Regions from separate parts of the Homo sapiens genome. Here region 1 is linked to region 2. A link is a contact called in ENCODE Hi-C or POLR2A ChIA-PET data. All regions are on one chromosome and are shown on one strand. The core of a region is the stretch at or near the end of the contact, and the rest is flanking DNA. Distances in the headings are between cores, read along the strand shown. Region 1 overlaps SLC44A1 (solute carrier family 44 member 1). Region 2 has its middle 24 kb from the start of CT70.

The links. A loop is a pair of places that touch in the nucleus more often than their neighbours do. ChIA-PET counts read pairs that join two places held with the same protein, here RNA polymerase II (POLR2A). Pooled maps may share reads with other maps.
Region 1: a loop to region 2 is called in a pooled map, with 2.1 times the contacts of the local background. The contact joins two enhancer-like sites. A Hi-C loop is called at or near these places in 1 of 50 pooled maps. POLR2A ChIA-PET finds 5 or more read pairs at or near these places in 2 of 52 experiments (HEK293T and OCI-LY7).

Annotation. Positions count from the first base shown.
Region 1 is chr9:105,317,391-105,324,345 of GRCh38, forward strand. All of the region lies in intron 3 of SLC44A1 (solute carrier family 44 member 1), which reads left to right. Among named protein-coding and RNA genes, the nearest start is that of SLC44A1, 76 kb to the left of the region's middle. Within about 2 kb of position 1,446, at least 4 of the 41 ENCODE cell types and tissues checked have a DNase peak (open chromatin) inside an H3K27ac peak, as active enhancers do.
Region 2 is chr9:104,964,272-104,970,812 of GRCh38, forward strand. No RefSeq gene overlaps it. Among named protein-coding and RNA genes, the nearest start is that of CT70, 24 kb to the right of the region's middle. RefSeq lists enhancers at 3,889-3,938, 4,019-4,068. Within about 2 kb of position 4,005, at least 34 of the 41 ENCODE cell types and tissues checked have a DNase peak (open chromatin) inside an H3K27ac peak, as active enhancers do.

The sequences.
Region 1 (6,955 bases), core at 196-2,695, 350 kb after region 2:
GTTTATGGAGATGTCTTTGAAAATATTTTTTGTCATATTTTGGGGGTTCAAGGCAGGGCTTGCATTTTATCAGGGTAAAGTCAAGTAAAGTCGGCTGTGGAAGGATGGTACACATAATGGTGATTGGACGAAGAGGTGACTAGATGGTTATGAGGGTTTGGGGACTGAGAGGTGGCTCCAGGAGCCCATCTTCTAGTGAAGATGGAATTCTGATTAGAATACCAAGCTTGGTTCTCACTGTCTGAGGAATAGTGTGGTTGAGTCTACAGGTTGGAATTCTTGTTGGCCATCCTAAAGCCCAGAGAAGACTGGCACACACAGGAAGGTGCTCCTGACTCTATCTTGTACTCCTGACTCTATCTTGTGGAGTTGTAGAAGCTCAGAAGAAGAGAGGTATACATTTGTCCATTGGACTAATTCTTAAGTTTTACAGAGTATTCTCCCTACCTGTTGTCAAGGTATTCCTCAGAGCAGCCCAGTAGATCACCTACTTCTTCCCACACTTAGGGATACGTTTAAACAAATGGAGATGCTCTAAGCCTTTGATGAATTTGGCTTTGCTTTGAGGGAAAGCACTCCTCTCTCTGTCTCCTGTCAGTACTCTCTGATTCTAACTCTAACCTACTGTCACTCCCACTTTAGCATAAAGTGGAAAAGAGCAGCCTAGATAGATACCTCACATAAACTTGTATTTGAGAACTTATTTCCTCCCAAATTTACAAGCATTTGGAAATAGTAACATCTGTGACGTTCTAAATGAAAACTTATTGTATTATTTATACAGGTTTTTTTGTTTGTTTGTTTTTTGAGATGGAGTCTCGCCCTGTCACCCAGGCTGGAGTGCAATGGGCAAGATCTCAGCTCACTGCAACCTCCGCCTCCCGAGTTCAATAGATTCTCCTGCCTTAGCCTCCCAAGTAGCTGGGATCACAAGCACCTGCCACCACACCCAGCTAATTTTTGTATTTTTAGTAGAGATGGAGTTTCACCATGTTGGCCAGGCCAGTCTTGAACTCCTGACCTCAATGTTCCCCCCACCTCAGCCTCCCAAAGTGCTGGGATTATAGGCGTGAGCCACTACACCCGGCCTATACAGTTTTTTTCCTAAACTTTCATTCCCTCTCATGGAAAATATTAGAAGTTGTAAAGACGCTAACTAAATTTTCAGAAGGTAAATTTATGGAGATTTTTTTGTCATATTTTGTGACCATACTACTCTTAAGCCTAAATTTTTAAACTCTTTACAAAGGTAACATCTGTATTGCTAGTGCATTTCTGCCTTTAGGATAATACTTGCTGTGGAAAATACTGCGAGCAATTTGAAAGAGGAGATCCAGCTACGTACCTTAGAAAATGCGGGAGTTCAAAGTCAAAATGTTTTGCCAATTCTAAATAGGGAAGTGAAAACCTGTTTAACAGAATTAGATGACATGTATGCAGCTAGGCGGCAAGGAAGGGATGATTGGTTTTTCTCCGTGTTGTTTGACTAGGTGTATATGTTTGCCATGTCTAAGTTAAACAGCTGGTACAAATGCTCAATCTGAAGTCTCACTACTTGAGTTGGTTCTAGGTTACCTGACACCTGTGAAGATTTTTACAAGCTTTAGTCATTGTTCATGAGCTGATAGACAATGACCTTTGTAATATACTTCAGGTAATTATTAACTGCTTCAACTATGAGTTTGATGGCAATCAAGTGGGTTTGCCACCCACTTGTGTTTACCTGGGTGTCAGAGTTGAGGGCATCTAAGAAGTTAGAGGGCACACAGTCCACACACAACCACCCTTATATCTGACCCCAATTGCAAGATCAGGGGTCCATAAAACCACCTATTTCCTGGCAAATTATTTGCCAGGAAGACTTGCAGAACTCACTGAACGCTACTGTACTCATGGTTATGGTTTATTTTTAGGAAAGGATATAGAGTAAAATCAGCCAACAAAAGGAGTGCATGGGGCAGAGCTTCCATTGTTGTCTCCCTTGGGGAGAGTGGAGTACACGGAGTCCGAGCACAGTACTTTCTCAGTGTCAGTGTGTGACAATACACAGAGTATGGCTAACCAAAGAAGCTCACCTAAGCCTCAGTGTTCATAATTTTTGTTGGGACTCCATTATATGGCTGACTCAGGCTCCAGTCTCCAGCTCCTCTGGTCAATTTGATACCATGTGATCCCAAACTCTTAATCTAAACAACATTGTTGGTCTTTCTAGGGTGGTCGACGCCCACCCTAAATAGTATGTGGAGTGGTCTACCCCAACCCTAAAACACATTGTTAGACTTCTGTGACCCAAGAGCACCAAGTAAACAAAGACACTCCTATAAGGCTTAGAAATTAACTCCCAGAAGTGAAGGGCAAAGTCCAGATCTCTTTCTGAGTAAGGTTAAATTCTTACTACACACTGGGGCTCATTAAATTAAATTGGATTTTGTAAAGTCGATTTTCAGGAAGAAATTTAAAAATATTTCATTGTTATAGTTTTGTTGAGTTATAACTTACATATAGTAAAATTTACTCATTCAAGTGTAGTTTGAATTTGGTAACTATATGCAGTCATGCATCCTCCATCACAATCCATACTTCTTTTGCTCTTAGAAAATTACCTTGTGCCCCTTTGTAGTCAGTCCTTGCCCCCATTCTTGTCCCTAGACAACCACTGATCTGCTTTTCGTAGTATAGTTTTGTTTTTTCTAGAATGTCATATACAAATAATTATATATTATGTAGTATTTTGTGTCTACCTTTTAAAACATATAATAATGCTACTGAGATTCATGCATGTTGTTAAATACATCAGTGGTTAGTTCCTTTTAAATTACTGAGAAATATTCCATTGTGTGGCTATAACACAGTTTATCTGTTCACTAGGTTTTTTGCCATTTGGGTTATTTCAATATTTAACTTTTTTTTTTTTTTTTTTTTTACTATTGTGAGTAATACTGCTTTAACAATTTGTGTATGTAATTTAATATATTTCATTACTCTTGAAGAGTTAGATATATAGCATTGAGATTGCAGAGTCATGTGGTGAGGATGTTTAACTTTATAAGAAATTATCAAGCTGTTTCCCAAAGTGGTTGCTGCACTATTTTGCATTCCCACTACAATAGTAGGAGGGTTATATTTGCTTCACTTCCTCCTAACATTTTGTATTATGAGACTTTTTGTTATTTGTTACATTTTATTTTATTTTATTTTTTTTAGAGATAGGATCTCACTATGTTGCACAGTTTGGAGTGCCATGGCTATTTATTGGCATGATTATAGCACGCTACAGCCTCGAATTCCTGGCCTTAAGTGACCCTGAGGCTCCCATATAGCTGGGACTATAGGTACAGTCCCATGCATGTCACCATGCATGTCTCTGTTCTTTTTATTCTTAGCCATTCTAGTGAATCTGTAGTGGTATCTCACTGTGGTTTTAATTTGCATGTTTCTAATGACCGATGATGTTGACCATCTTTTTAAGTGCTGGTTGACCATCCATCTGTTTTCTTTTGTGAAGTATTCATATCTTGCATATTTTAAAACAAACTGGTTAGTCTTAATGAGTTATGAGCACTAAATCTGTATACAAGACCTTTGTTAGGTAAGTGTTTTGCAATTATTTTTTCTAATCTTTGGTTTGCTTTTTGTTTTCTTAGTGACATCTTTTGATGAGCAAAAGTTTTACATTTTGATAAAGTTGAATTTGTTTGTTTTTATTAATGGCTCATGTTTTTTGTGTACTATCTGGGAAATTACTGCCTTACCCCAAATTCACAATGATTTTTTTTTGTGCTTTCTACTGAAAGTTTTTTAGTTAGCGCTTATGTTGATATATATGATTCATTTTGATTTAATTTTTGATTATGGTGTGAAGAAAAGGTCAAGGTTTATCTTTTTTCTCCCATACAAAAATACAGTTATTCCAGAAGCATTTATTGAAAAGACTATCTTCCCCATTGAATTACTTTGCCACCTTTGTCAAAAATAGATTTTGTTATAGGTTTGATGGCATGAAAGGAGGCTGATGGAGTTTCTAGTAATAGCAGCTACCAGTATTATGGAGAAATAGAAATAGTTTACCTCAAATTAAATAAGCAAGGACATCATCTTTTTAATAGCACTATTTTAAATAACTAGTTGCAGCAAATCATAATAAAAGAGATAACTAGAATATGTATAGGTAGTTAGAAAGAAAAATAATACTATTTGCCAGTGACAAGGGACTATAACCTGGAATGTTTAGGAGATTCAACAAAAACGTATCTTGAAATGAGGCGCTTAAATTATAGGTTATAAAGCAGATGCCTAACTAAAGTCAGTCGTTTGTCTTATCAGTGCACAGAAAATACAATGAAAAATATAATACTTGTTTTATTAAAATAAAATCTAACAGGATATATGTGGGACCAAATACAGAGAGTTATAGTATTTTAATTAAAAAAAAAAAACAAGAGAGATATAATCTACTTCTGGTTGAGTAGTCTTAATATAGTAAAGATGACAATACTAACAAAGTTATTATATAGATTTAATAAAGTGCCAGTTAAGATCCCAGTAGGATGTGCATTGAACTTGATTGATAGTATAAATCACAGAGTAAAGGATCAGGGAAGAATTTCAGAGGAGAAATGTTTTTAAATTGTTTCTCATTCACAAAATAATTTGAAAGGATTAGAAGTAGGTGCATATATTGTAAGACAATGAAATGGGAATAAAAAAGATCAGGAGGCACACCGTGGAAGTGGAGAAGAGATGAGACCAGAAATCTAGGCTAAGTGTAGTTACTGACATAAAGCACTAAATTAGCTGTGAACTTTCTGGTTTTGAAGGCAGGAAGGGAAACATATGGGTTTCACCATGGGTTGGATATAAGACAACAGGGAATATTGGACACTTTGGACTTTACGTGTGTGTGCCCCATGTAAAGGAGATAGCTGCTAATTGGGGTGAGTTTTGGCATATGGGTAGATGGGGCCAGTGATGCTAAGTTTTCAAAAGAAGCCGGAAGTCTGTTAATGAGTAGAAGAGTGTATCAGTCTTATGATTTTTAAATGTTGGCAGTTAGCATACTAGCCAAATAAAAGGTGGGAGTGAAGGGTTACTCATTGTGTGAGTACAGGTCGTGTATCTATGGTTGTCATTATCTAATTAATAATTGTGTCACTTAGAGGAGAATGAAAGGGGTATTGCCATTCTAGGCCGAAACCTGTTCCAAAGGACAACAACAAGACTACCTGGACATAGGTTAAGAACAGTGATTGGAACAAAATAGAAACAGCAGAAATAAATACTGTGAAAGTAGTCAGTGTTTAACAAAAAATATTGGGTTGAGTGATACTGTGAAGAAAGCTACATTTAGATCTACTTTAATCTCATACCATGCAAAATAAGTTCCACATGGGTTAAATATTTTAAAATCAATGTTCTACTTTGTATAATTGAATGAATATTATACTTTAATGGTTGTTATATTTTGTATAATTTCAATATTATAAATGAATATTATACTTTGTATAATTTCAATAATTGATACATTGTTGAGGCAATAAAGAAATTAAATAAGGCTGGGCGCAGTGGCTCATGTCTGTAATCCCAGCACTTTGGGAGGTCAAGGCGGGCGGGTTACTTGAGGTCAGGAGTTTGAGACCAGCCTGGCCAACACCCCGTCTATTAAAAAAAAAAAAATACACCACCAGGCGTGGTGGCGGGCACCTGTAATCCCAGCCACTTGGAAGGCTGAGACAGGAGAATTGCTTGAACCCAGGAGGCAGAGGTTGCAGTGAGCCGAGATCATGCCATTGCACTACAGCCTGGGCAACAGAGTGAAACTCCATCTCAAAAAAAAAAAAAAAAAAAAGAAAGAAATTAAATAATACCAAGGTAGGCATGTTTGATTATCAAAAATTTGATTCTCTGATATAAAAGCAATACAATGGGAACAACATTTAGAGTTTTTCTATGATAGGTAAGATTTTTCATGCAACTGGGGATGTATCTGTACGAGTAGATCCAGTAGGCAGATAATCAAAGGACAGGTTACACTGTTGAAAATAACAACAGTAATGTTTGGCCTAAAGATCTTCATTTGTAAAATGAAAATAATAGCAGTACTTCCTTGGGTGTTTTAGAGGAGTAAAGATCATAAATCATGTATACTCCTTAGCACAGTGCCTGGTATCGTGAACGTTAACTGTTGTTTATTATAATCATCTTCATTATCATCATCTAAAACAAGCTTCAAAGTTACTTAATCAAGGCTTCGTCCCTTTTTAACCTAGATGGGGAAAACACAGCTATTTTAACCAACTGTTAAATTTATGTAGTTTACAAAGCACTCTCACATATTCTGTCTCATTGATTCTCACTATCCCTGGGAACTGCTTAAATTTTTTCTCAGGGGAGGCTTTCAGGGTTCCGTTTTTCATAGACACAGCTTGGTCTTTGTCATCACCCTTAATTGTTCTACCTATAAAATCAATTCAGAGTAATTCTAAACTTTCCCCACTCTCACCATGGTCTTCTGTCCTTCCATCTTGCATTGCATGTCCTTTTTTGCCCACTGCAGCCATTCTTCGACCTCTAGTCCTTTGACTCCTGTACTTTCTCCCAAGTGCTTTTTGTTTTTGTTTTTGTTTTTGTTTTTGACGGAGTCTTGCTCTGTCGCCCAGGCTGGAGTGCAGTGGTGCGATCTAGGCTCACTGCAAGCTCCACCTCCCGGATTCACGCCATTCTCCTGCCTCAGCCTCCCGAGTAGCTGGGACTACAGGCGCCCGCCACCACGCCCGGCTAATTTTTTGTATGTGTTAGCCAGGATGGTCTCGATCTCCTGACCTCGTGATCAGGATTACAGGCGTGATTCACCGTGCCCGGAATTTTTTTTTTTTTTTTTAAAGACAGAGTTTCACTCTGTGGTCTAGGTGGGAGTGCAGTGGGGTGATCTCGGCTCACTGCAACCTCCACCTCCTGG
Region 2 (6,541 bases), core at 2,755-5,254:
AAAATTAGCCGGGCATGATGGCAGACGCCTGTAATCCCAGCTACTCGGGAGGCTGAGGCAGGAAAATTGCTTGAACCTGGGAGGTGGAGGTTGCAGTGAGCTGAGATCATGCCACTGCACTGCAGCCTGGGCCACAGAGTGAGACTCCATCTCAAAAAACAAAATAAAATAAGTAATTTCATTTGCTTTGTAATATTCCAGTGAATGAAGTAATCAACTATCCATTCTTCTCTTAAGGGACATTTTATATTGTTTTCTATTTTTGGCTCTCATCATCATGAATGTCATGAATATTTTTGACATGTCCTTTTATGCATATATACAAGAGCTTCTCTAGAATGTATGCCCAGAGTGAACTTGCTTTGTAATCTTGACTTTTATGATATTGCCAAACAGAATCAAGTTACATTAACATCAATAGTAGATGAGATTTTCTGTGGCTCAACATCTTTAACATTACATATATAAAAATTTCTCGGCCGGGCGCGGTGGCTCACGCCTGTAATCCCAGCACTTTGGGAGGCCGAGGCGGGCGGATCACGAGGTCAGGAGATCGAGACCATCCCGGCTAAAACGGTGAAACCCCGTCTCTACTAAAAATACAAAAAATTAGCCGGGCGTAGTGGCGGGCGCCTGTAGTCCCAGCTACTTGGGAGGCTGAGGCAGGAGAATGGCGTGAACCCAGGAGGCGGAGCTTGCAGTGAGCCGAGATCCCGCCACTGCACTCCAGCCTGGGCGACAGAGCGAGACTCCGTCTCAAAAAAAAAAAAAAAATTTCTCTTTGTGGAGTTGGGGTCTCTCTATGTTGCCCAGGCTGTTCTTGAACTCCTAGCCTCAAGTCATCCTTCCACCTCAGCCTCCCAAAGCTGGGATTCAGGCCTGAGTCACCACACCTGGCTGACAAAACTTGATATTATTGTTCTTTTAAATGTTTCCAATCAAATAAGTGTGAAACAATTTTTTGTTGTTTTAATTAGTATTTTTCCATGATTACCAGTGAGGATAAAAATCTTCTCACATTAGCCATTCAAAGTTCCTCTTCCAGGAATTGCCAAATTATGTCTTTTTTCATTTGATATTGTATCATTAAAATGTATCACTTGTCTTTGTCTTATTGATGTATATAATGTTAAATGTTCTGAACACTAATCCTTTGTCTCTCTTTGAGTTATAAGTATCTTTCTAGTCTGTGCCTTGTCTTTTCACTTTCATGTTTTCTATTGTTAATGTACAGAAGTTTTGTGTGCTTACTTGTTTTTGTTTGTTTGTTTGTTTGTTTGTTTTCTGAGGCGGAGTCTCACTCTGTTGCCCAGGCTGAAGTGCAGTGGTGCGATCTCGGCTCACTGCAACCTCCGCCTCCCAGGTTCAAGCGATTCTCCTGCCTCAGCCTCCCAAGTAGCTGGGATTACAAGCACCCACCACCATGCCCAGCTAATTTTTTGTATTTTTAGTAGAGATGGGGTTTCACCACATTGGCCAGGCTGGTCTCAAACTCCTGACCTCAAGTGATCCGCCTGCCTTGGCCTCCCAAAGTGCTGGGATTATAGGCTTGAGCCACTGTGCCCGGCCTATGATTTTCAATGAAGTTTTGTATTTTGCTCTGTAAAGCTTTTGCATGTCTTTTTTTTTTTTAACCACTGTAAGTGGTATCTTTTATCAAATTAATGTTGGTCCTTTGTTGGTGGTGATAGAAATAAAATTGATTATTGTACAATTGCAGTTTTTTCTCCCAGCTGTTCTCACTTAAAAGGGTTAGTAATTTGTTAGTTATCTTGAAATTTTCTTGTACACAATAACATTGTCTTATATCTTACAACTTCTTGTCTTACTGCGGGTGGAGGGGGGGCTAGGACTTGATAAATTAAATGTATAATAGAAAAGCAAGTAGCCAGAAGGCTTGTTCTATTCCTGATTATAAAGAGAACTTCTGGCCCAGAGCAGTGGCTCACACCTATAATCCCAGCACTTTGGGAGGCCGAGGCGGGGAGATCACTTGAGGCCAGGAGTTCCAGACCAGTTTGGCCAAAATAGAGAAACTTCAACAATTAGTCTGGCATGGTGGCCCATGCCTGTAATCCCAGCTATTTGGAAGGCTGAGGCATGAGAGAATCACTTGAATCTGGGAGGCAGAGTTTGCAGTGAGCTAAGATCCCACCAATGCACTCTAGCCTGGGCAACAGAGTGAGACTCCATCTCAAAAAAAAAAAAAAAGAAGAACATTTGAGAATCACGCCTATAATCCTAGCACTTTGGGAGGCTGAGGCCAGTGGATCACAAGGTCAGGAGTTTGAGACGAGCCTGGCCAACATGGTGAAAGCCCGTCTCTACTAAAGATACAAAAAATCACACAGGTGTGGTGGCGTGCATCTGTAATCTCAGATACTCAGGAGGCTGAGGCAGGAGAATCACTTGAACCCAGGAGGTGGAGCCGAGATCGCGCCATTGCACTCCAGCCTGAGCAACAGGGCGAGACTGTATCTCAAAAAAAAAAAAAAAAAAAGGAAAAATCTAAATATTACTAAATATCGCAAGTATTGCTTCCTCCCTTTTAATGTTTCACAGTGTATGGGGGGTTTGTTCAGAACACAATAGCTGCTCTAGTGATCAAAATCACTATACATCAACTATTATTTCAATTTTTCAGTATGCCTATTGCTGGGCTGCCCCACACAAAGAACAAATAAAAAATTATGTATCTTGTTAACTTTTGCCAAGTTGGCCAATTTCATGTTATCCATAAATGCCACACTAAAGAGAGTGAACACACACATGGTCATAAAACAGCAGGCTGAAGCTAACTCCAAAAACAAAGAAAAAATCCAACGCTAAACCATTCTGCATTTAAGTTCCCAAATGACTCCCATGGAGGCCCTTAAATTGTATTTGTTTGGAAAAAACAAACAAACAAAAACAAAAGGAGTTCATCGTTAGCATGTGGAGGATGTTCATTAGCGGCTGTAAGAAATCACGGTCTAAACTACACCGTTCAAGAAACCCACTACAGTCGTGCAGACCAATAGCACTATTCTAGAAGGTAGCTATCCCTCGTGCCCTCTAAGAACCATCGTTTTGCATCGTTAGCAAGAAGCAAAGAGTAGATCTTAAACCTCTTTAAACTTCTCTGCGTCCTATTCAAAAATTAGGATACCACTTAACTCTGCACTTTAAAAAAGGATTTCAAGTGTGCTGCATTTTAAAGACACTTCATTACAAAAGTTAGAAAATTAAAGTATAAAACTTATCAAAACAAGTTTTTACGTTTTCAGGATGATTCACTGCAGAATTTCTTTAAACAGACTCCCCTCTTTTTTGTGTGTTGAGTCTTTAGGGAAAATAAGTGATAGTAAACATCAACCACAGACACCTGCAAACTAGGAAAAAAAATAGGGTTGCTTGGACATGGTAGGGAAAATAATTTATTTTCACAGAAATTTAGCCGGGCGCGGTGGCTCACGCCTGTAATCCCTGCACTTTGGGAGCTCAAGGTGGGTGGATCACCTGAGGTCAGGAGTTCAAGACCAGCCTTGCTGACATGGTGAAACCCAGTCTCTACTAAAAATACAAAAATTAGCTGGGTGGTAGTGGCACGCGCCTGTAATACCAGCTACTTGGGAGGCTGAAGCAGGAGACTCTCTTGAGCCTGGGAGGCAGAGGTTGCGGTGAGCCGAGATCGCGCCACTGCACTCCAGCCTGGGCAACAGGGTGAGACTACGTCTCAAAAAAAAAAAAAAAAAAAAAAAAAAAGAAGAAGAAATTTAACATACAGGCGATTTTTCAGGTTCTCATTTGCTAAACCAACAATGCAGAATTTGTGAAGTAGGGGCAACAAGTTGCTGAACCTGAGAGACGCCTCTAAATGCGCTCAGAGGTTATTTCAACTGTGCTGTTTGCTAGTTCAGGTACAACAGGCAAGACAGAAAGATGCCACCGCTCTCTCCACCCTCCCAGCGCCGGATCACAGAGCGCAGACCATGCACCCAGCCTTCCACACACGTCGCGATCTCGCCGCTTTAAGCTGCTGGGTACCCTCGGCCCGCCCACAAGAAGGCGGGGCGGCGCGGGGTCTGCTGGGAGTTGTAGTTTCGGGCCGGGCCCGAGAGCTTCTTGACTCGTTTCCTTCTACCCCCACCGCCGCACAGCTGCCTATGGACTCTGGAGTTGCTGTGTATTGAGCATGGGGCACAGCCGGGGGTAAAAGGGGAGAAGGCTCCTTTAATCTGCGGATCGGGGCGCCGTTGATGAGTGTTAGAGGTGTTGGAACGCAGAGTAAGCGGCGCGCATGCGCGGCTGCCGGAGGTGGGGGCCGCTCCTCCCGTGCCACTCAGGGGCTGGCTGCTGCCTTAGGGCTGACTGGGCTCATAGGTAGGGCCTGCGGTGCAAGTTTGTGATAACACTGCCTGTAGGCTGCGGTTGTTAAGGCAGAGATTTGAAGGGGGTCGGTTGGGGGTGCTGGGTAGTGTCAGTAATCAAGGGTTTTAATCGCTACTCCATCCTGGCTTTCGGGAACCTCCCACCTCCTACCCTTTCCCAGTTTGCAGAATTGCAGCTTTCCCCATCCCCCACCCCGATCGCTTCGTGGGAAGCCTTTCCATACTGTGTTGTGAAATCCGTTAGACCTCAGCCAAGGCCTTTTAGCCCGCCCGGAATTCAAGCTGCCCCCTCCTTGCCAAATCCAGATCATGCGAGACAACAAAAGGCTTGAGGCACAAGCCCTACAAGGCAGTGCCCCTGCCAGTTCTCCTAAACTTATTGTTTACCCTGCCCTCTTCTTCCCCTGCAAATTCAGACAGCCAGGCGATAGATTAGATAAATAGATTCCATGTCCTTACATTTGCAACAGGCTTTCATAGATTCCTTTGCTCTGGAAGGTGGCATCATTATACAAAAGGACAAGTGAGAACACACGAATGTAATCAGTGGCAGAACCCTGGGACTGAACCCTACAGGAGTTCTAAGTCTATTGTTTCTCCTACCACTTCACAAATGTGTCAGAAAGAGCTGAATGAGGTGACCAGCTGCACCTGACGCTAGCTGGCTTTCGGAATGCTCAGGCCCTGGGCCCTTGGCTCACCACAACCACTCTTAAATTGACTAACAATTGCCCCTTAGTGAGTGACCTCTCCAGCAAGCCCGGAGGATTTTGCCCAGGGTAATGTTTCACATTGAGCACATACTTTGTGCTGGGCCCTGGAAAGGATGTACATCAGATCTTAAGTTAAAAGTTTCCTTTCCCCCAGGGAGACCAGGCTGTCCTATCAAGTATTCTGTATTTCCCAAAGGATAGTATTAGCCACACTTTGTTATATGATTGCTTGTTTGCCTGTTTTCTTTTCTTTTCTTTCTTTATTTCTTTGAGACAGGGTCTCCCTCTGTCACCCAGGTTGAAGTGCAGTGGTGCGATCATAGCTCACTGCAAGTTCAGACTCCTGGGCTCAAGCGATCCTTCTCCCACCTCAGCCTCTGGAGTAGCTGGAAGTACAGGCGTGCACCACCATGCCCAGCTAATTAAAAAAAAAAAATTTAGAGGAGGTCTCACAATGTTACTCAGGCTGATTTCAAACTTCTGGGCTCAAGTGATCCTCCTGCTTCAACGTCCCAAAGTTCTGGAATTACAGACACGAGCCACCCTACCTGGCCTGCCTGCCTTGCTTGAGAAGCTGCAGCACTATTTTGTTCACCATTGTATTAGCAGTGCTAACATATAGTGGCCTTTTCATACATGTCAAATAGACATATAAATGATGAATGCATGAGTCCAGTGTCTGACCTTCATGTCTGTGCCCAGAGTCTGTTGGGAGAGGTGGAGATGAAAATAGAGGTAGGCTGGGCACAGTGGCTCACACTTGTAATCCCAGCACTTTGGGAGGCCGAGGCGGGCAGATCATGAGGTCAAGAGATGGAGACCATCCTGGCCAACATGGTGAAACCCTGTCTCTACTAAAAATACAAAATTAGCTGGGCATGGTGGCACATGCCTGTAGTCCCAGCTACTCGGCAGGCTGAGGCAGGAGAATCGCTTGAACTTGGGAGGTGGAGGTTGCAGTGAGCCGAGATCGCTCCACTACAACCTGGTGACAGAGTGAGACTCCGTACCCCCCGCCACCAAAAAAAAAAAAAAAAGAAGAAGAAAATAGAGGTACATGTTTATACAAAGTTTGGAACAGGAAGGCAGATGCACATAACTGCCTGGCGTGGTTCCAAAAACCTGAATGGAGAAGGCAGTATCTGCTAATGGGGGCTCTCTGCTAAGCTTTGGAATTGTCCATTATTGTATTAGCATATAAGAAGTTATCACACCAAAGGCTCCCCATGAGCCTTGCCTGGGAAAGGGACTGATTATTTAAGAGCCAACCAGCACAGGTACGGAGATGCTACCCTCTTCTAGGTGGTCATCTGGAGAAGCTGTGCTTTCCAGGGACTCTGGATTTCTTCAAATATCCTTGGAATGCTCCTTGTGGAAATGGCTTTTGAATCTACAGCACATTCTTTTGGACCTCCTCAGCACAGGAACATCTCGTTCCTTTAGGGATTTGATAGTTGG